Regions from separate parts of the Homo sapiens genome. Here region 1 is linked to region 2. The links are chromatin contacts, found by Hi-C in ENCODE. All regions are on one chromosome and are shown on one strand. The core of a region is the stretch at or near the end of the contact, and the rest is flanking DNA. Distances in the headings are between cores, read along the strand shown.

Region 1 (3,265 bases), core at 228-2,727, 730 kb after region 2:
CATGCCTTTTATTTAACAGAAATAAATAAACCATACTATTAGCAATGGCTAACTCTAGATGGTGAGAATAACAGTGTTTTTCATTTCTGAAATTAGTAGGTAAAACACTTATAATTGGATAAAAAATTATCCTAAGAGCTGATACCAGAATTTTTATTAGGGAAAGAACTAAATTTCCAGTATATGAGATTTTTGAAAACACTTTCTTAGCCCTTAAGGGATAGGTAATAGCCACAGGCACGTATGTCTACCAACACTCAGGCACTGCAAAGGAACCTGCTCTGCACTTTTTTTTTTTTTTTTTTTTTTTTGAGGCAGAGTCTTGCTCTCTCGTCCAGGCTGGAGTGCAGTGGTGCCATCACAGCTTATTCACTGAAGCCTTGACCTCCAAGACTCAAGCAATCCTCCTGCCTCAGCTCCTGAATAGCTGGAACTACAGTTAAACACCAGCATGCCCAACTAATTTCTGTATTTTTTGTAGGGGCAGGGTCTTGTTATGTTGCCCAGGCTGGTCTCAAACTCCTGGGCTCAAGCGATTCTCCCGCCTTGGCCTCCCAAAGTTCTGGGATTTCAGGTGTGAGCCACCATGCCCAAACTCTGCATCTTTTTTCAAGCTGCAGAGCCAGCTTGTGCTTGATAGCCAACCCCCAGTCACAGAGATAAGACCACACTCTGAATTGCTGCTCTTCTATAAACTGCTTTTCTGCCAAATTATTTGGCAGTATGGTTCCCACTCTGGTTTCCAAATCTCTGTAAAAGTCCAAAATAGCCCCAGGCTGGAAGGATGGAGATCATGGAAGTCTTCATAGGCCTCACATAGAAATCAACATGTACAGATTGATCCTGGGATTGATGTCTGTGTGTAAGTGTAGCTGTGGTGGATGGGGCAGGAGAGGTTGGTTTTGGCATGAGCCACAAGGACTGTCTTCTTTTTTCCAAGGAGCTTCTTAGGAGACTCAACACATGCTCACACCATGAGATTGAAGTGGGTTAGGAGTCACCAGTGGGTAGGTCTGTGTGGTTAGGTCAACTTAGCGTTGTCAAAACTTACAAAGTCACGGCTATGTGCATAAGAAGAACTGCCAGGTAGGTATTGATGGGACATATTGGGGGCAGGTACCTTCCTGTCCCAATTTTTGCATCCCTTTGGAACCTGGTAAGAAACTTTCACTACTGAATCTACAACCTTTAAGAGAGGGTCCAGAGGTTGCAAACTCATGTGCCAACAGCCAGGTGAGTGCATGAGTGTGTGACATGGACCACTTAAGACAAGAGGAAATAGTGGAGAGACACTGAAGGGGACAAACAGAACCACAGAAAAAGGGTGCAGTGGGATCCAAGCCCCCAGCTGCAGACGGGCAGCCCTGGAGGAGAACCTAAGTTCAGTCTGGCCAATTCAGATGATAAGGCCGCTGGAAAATCATACCAGGGTCAGAGGCCTTGGCCCCAGCAGTGCTAGCCAAGGTTTCCAGACATCTGACGTGGAACTCTAGCTCTTCCAAACCCAGTTACGTGCATCAGCCTTTTGCTCTGTTGTTTGCCCCACTTCTTTCCCCTTTCCCTCTCCCTCCTACATTTTTCTTCTCCATTAAGCAAAACAGACCTTGAGTTTCTTGCTTCTGGAATGTTACTGAAAACAGCTTACTTAGAAAAGCTGACTTTCCATAAATATCTCAATTTATGAAGAAGAGAACATGATCACTGAAAGCTGCAGATATTCCTGATTAGTTTCTGTTTGCTTGTTTGGCTTTCTCAGGGACATCGGCCAATGCACACATTCTTTTCAGACCTGCACATTAGTTCTGGAGTCAAGACTAGAATTTCTTAAGCCAAAGGAGTTTACAATCAATGACCCTTCAGAGCCCACTGATGGGCGTAAGAGGAAGTTCATTATCCACATAAAGAACACAGAGTTAATGACATTCTGGGTTTAACTGTCTTCATCTGGATATGCCCAGGTATATCAAAACAAGAGATTAAAGCAGGACAAAATCATTTACCTTAATGTCTTCATCCACCTCTCATGATGTGCTAGCACAGTGGGAGAACAGAGCGACCCTTAAACTTTCTAGAATAAAGAGCTAATTGGGTACCACACTTATCAATGTGAGGCCAAATACCTAAAGGCTTCCTTTTCTGCTGAATTAATTGTTTTTTTCATACTGAATTCTAAAACCCTTGGAAGTAACCTTTTACCTCTGCTACTCAAACTTCCCACCACTGGCTGTCTCACCCTTTATTGGAGAGGTTGGCTTTGAGAAAAAAGAAATAGGATGTTTTTGTTTTGTTGTTGTTTTATTTTATAATCTGGACTTCTTCTTCTACCTCCTTCCCACCTTAAGTGTTTTAAAATCAATGAATAGCTTCACAAGGGAAAATGAGTATTGCCTCCTTACTCAAAGTCCTCTCTGTTTGATTCCCGTCCTAAATTGAATATTAACTTGGGATGCCTTCTTCCTTATACTTTTTTTTTTTTTTTTTTTGAGACAGAGTCTCACTCTGTCACCCAGGCTGGAGTGCACTGGTACAATCTCAGTTCATTGCAACCTCAAACTCCCAAGCTGAAATAATCCTCTCACATCAGCCTCCCAGGTAGCCAGGATCACAGGTGTGAGCTACCACGCCCAGTTAATGTTTTTCTTTTTTTTAAATTAAAAAATTTCTTTTTGTAGAGATAGGATCTCACTACATTGCCTAGGCTGGTCCTAAAATCCTGGACTTAAGCGATCCTTCCGTCTTGGCCTCCCAAAGTGCCAGGATTACACAGAAATAGATGATTATGAAAAAACAGAGTAAACTTTATGCATTCGAAGAATGGATATGTCACAGTACGTTATTATCACCAGTTACATAGCTGCTTTTTTTGAGACAGTACAAAACCTTTGCTGTGGTCTGAATGTTTCTATTCTCCTAAAATTTGTATGTTAAAATCCCAAGCCCCAATGTGCTGGTATTAGGAGGTATGTTTTGGGGAGGTGATTAGGTCATGAGGGCTGAGCCCTCATGCAGGAGATTAAAAAGACCCCAGAGAGCTCCCTCACACCTTTTTTTTTTTTTTTTTGAGATGGAGTCTTGCTCTGTCTCCAAGGCTGGAGTGCAGTGGCGCAATCTACGCTCACTGCAAGCTCTGCCTCCCGGGTTCACGCCATTCTCCTGCCTCAGCCTCCCCAGTAGTTGGGACTACAGGTGCCCGCCACCAAGCCCGGCTAATTTTTTTTGTATTTTTAGTAGAGACGGGGTTTCACCATGTTGGCCAAGATGGTCT
Region 2 (2,916 bases), core at 121-2,620:
GTCAGAGTCAGGGAGCTGGGCTTCTCGAAAGAAGTCCACTCCATCTATGGGCAGCATGCATAGCAGGGGCAATCCGCCTTAGCAAACCGCTCAGTGTTTCCTCCTAGTCAGGGATTCTCAACAGGTTTAGGGGAGGGGTAGGATGGAGGTAGGTTTTATCAGAATCACATCATTTGCACTATAGTTTGAAAGATGTAACATAAAGCTGCTGCTTTAGTACCAGCTGCCATATTTCCTTTTCTTGGAGGTTTCTAATAAATCTAAAGGAGGGTGATCTATTAAGTTTTGCAAAATGGCCTGAGGTTCCAAGAGGTAGGAGAGCCGCTGCTGACTTCAACTTCTCCGTATAGCTGAAGATGACCTCTTGAAGCCTGCAGATCCCAAATCCGGGATCTCTCTTAATGTGGCATCACACACATCTGTGTGTACCTGTCTTTTTTTCCTCCATGGGACCAGCTCTCTCCAGATCCAATGACAAGCTTCCGATTATCTGTGGATCTTCTGATACATCTCCTTGCTTGTAATCATCATTCAGTAAATGCTTTTTAAACACAGGTACCTCCTATGCAATCAGTACAGCACTCATAAAACAGATATACTCAACAAAAAGATTGAATGAAACACACACGACAACATGGTCAGGGTTTTTCTCTAGGCAGAGACAGCGCAATTTCATCTTTTCTTTTCCAAGTCTATCCTAAATTAATATACTTAGCACTGCTTTTTAAAATAATAATAAAAGACTATTATTAAAACAAAGGCACCCCAGTTGATCATAGCCAAGGAAAAAAAACGCAGCCAGTTTTTACTTCGGCAAGGTTTAGGGGATTTATCATTTTCGCTGCCGATATTCTAACTAAAAAAAGCCAACTAAACAGCCCAGAGAACGAGGCAACTTTCTGAGGCAGGCATTCAACTTCTAAGGCTCGGCCAAGTTTAGCAAATAAGTTTCGTTTCACTGCAACACCGGAATGCCCACCGCGTGCCCCCCTCCGGGCGGGGCTCGGAAACTGGCCACTGCAGTCGTGCCCTTGGGTTGGGGACGCACCTCAGCGAAACGAATCCAGCCGCACCTCCCGGCTGGCACCCGCGCGCTTTAACTCAGGGAAAACAGACCGGAACGCGCATGCGCCGCGGCGCGCCGCACCGCCCACCAGCCCTCCAGGTCACATTCTTCGAAAACCAAGGCAAGAAAGGCGGCAACTGCGCCTGCGGGTAGAGAAGCCGGAGGGGCGGGGGCGGAGCCGGAGGAAGGGGGTGGAGGCGCGCCTGCGCGGTGATCCCGCCAGCAGGAAGCAGGCGCGCGGGGGCGGGGGCGCGCGGCGGCAGGAGGCGGGGCTCTCGGGGCCGCTGCCGCCGCCGCCGCCGCGCATTGTGCAGCAGGCGGGCCCCCGCGCGGTAGGGCCCTGGACCCGCGCGGCTCCCGGGGATGGTGAGCAAGGCGCTGCTGCGCCTCGTGTCTGCCGTCAACCGCAGGAGGATGAAGCTGCTGCTGGGCATCGCCTTGCTGGCCTACGTCGCCTGTGAGTGCGCGCCCGCTGCCAGCTGGGGAGCCCCATTCATTCCCCGGCGCCGCGGTGGGCCGGGCGGCGGTGGTTCGGGGCCCCGAGGCGGCCCTGCAGCCCCGCGTTGCTCCCCGCCCCGGGCGGGGCCGGCGCTTTCTGCTCCCACCCCTTTCCACTCTTGCAGCAAAGCGGGCCAACTTGGGCGCACACCCCCTACCGCTTAGGCCCGGGCGCGGACCCCGGGCGGAGGGGCCCCTAGCAGTCCTCGGGCGGCCCCAGGTCTCTGCCTCCTGCCCGGGCGCGGGGGACTCGGCGGCGGCGCTGTCGTCCATGTCGCGCTGGGAGCCGGCGAGGGTCCCGGTCGGGGACTCCGGAGCGTGCCGCGTGGGGATACCCTTGGGGACAGCCGAGGTCGCGCCGCGGTGTCGGTTAAGTCGGATAAAAATACTGTGGCCATTGGCAGAGCCCCCGCTCCGACTGTTTGCTCCTCAGGAAAATTACTCAGCGTTTAACTCTTGGGGAGCCAAGTGTGGGCGGCTCCCCGGCCCGCGGCCGTGCCCAGGTGTCGGGGCGCACCGGCATCCCCATTCTAGGTTTTCCCCCGGGGCTCGGCGGCCGGGCGAAGCAGGCAGGCAGCTGGGTGGCCGGGCAGGGCGTGCCTGCAGCTTCTCTGTGCGCGGGTCCAGTTTCTGTCATCGCTCACAGCATGCTGCCTGGAGACAGGGCAGGAGGGGCACTTCGCAGGCAGGTGGTCGGCCCTCTGCTTGTTAGGGAAGTCAGAAACCGTCCTTTTAAAGATCTATTCGTTGGGAATGTTTTAATTGATGCTATTAATACGTTACCAAGTAGCAAAATTGGACTAGAAATAGCTCCCAGTGTGAGCTGCGTTTGAATGCTAGCCACCCAGACACACACTGAAATGAAATCACCTGCTAACCTGTTGGCGTTACCAAGATCTGATTCCAGAGGTGAGTGGGTACTTCACTTGTCTGAAGTGACTTCAGTTGAGCTCTAGGAAGGCAAGTATGAGTAGATCCAGCCTGTGTGCTACAGCCCAGCTGTTCAGGAGGTGGAGCTGGAAAACCCCAGCAGGACTCCGGGTTGCTAGGGGAGGTTTCAGGCGTCGGATGGGTGTTAGATGTGTGTAGTTTTGCAAGGGAGGAAGAACTAGTCTAAAGTGTGTGTGTGGTCAATCTTGAGTAAGAAAGCTGAGACCCAAGAGGAAAGACCATTTAAAGTTGAATAACTATTATTATGGCAGTAATACTACCTACATTTGTTGAGTGCTTAACTGTGTGAGTCATGATTCTTAGTGCCATTGTCTCAATCATTGAGCAACCCTGGGAAATCGGTACTATAATGATTCCTATTTTAGAGGTGAGGAAGTTAAGGCCAAGAGAGATTAGGAAAT

The links. A loop is a pair of places that touch in the nucleus more often than their neighbours do. Pooled maps may share reads with other maps.
Region 1: a pooled map of gastrocnemius medialis shows a loop between it and region 2 (5-fold over the local background). The contact joins the enhancer-like site here to the promoter of UXS1 in region 2. A Hi-C loop is called at or near these places in 1 of 50 pooled maps.

The regions. Positions count from the first base shown.
Region 1 is chr2:105,458,788-105,462,052 of GRCh38, reverse strand. No RefSeq gene overlaps it. Among named protein-coding and RNA genes, the nearest start is that of FHL2, 61 kb to the right of the region's middle. Within about 2 kb of position 1,477, at least 2 of the 41 ENCODE cell types and tissues checked have a DNase peak (open chromatin) inside an H3K27ac peak, as active enhancers do.
Region 2 is chr2:106,192,755-106,195,670 of GRCh38, reverse strand. UXS1 (UDP-glucuronate decarboxylase 1) reads left to right here and starts at 1,370. Exons shown (of 15, transcript NM_001253875.2): 1 at 1,370-1,523. The coding sequence starts at 1,430. RefSeq lists a silencer at 1,288-1,897 and an enhancer at 2,228-2,277.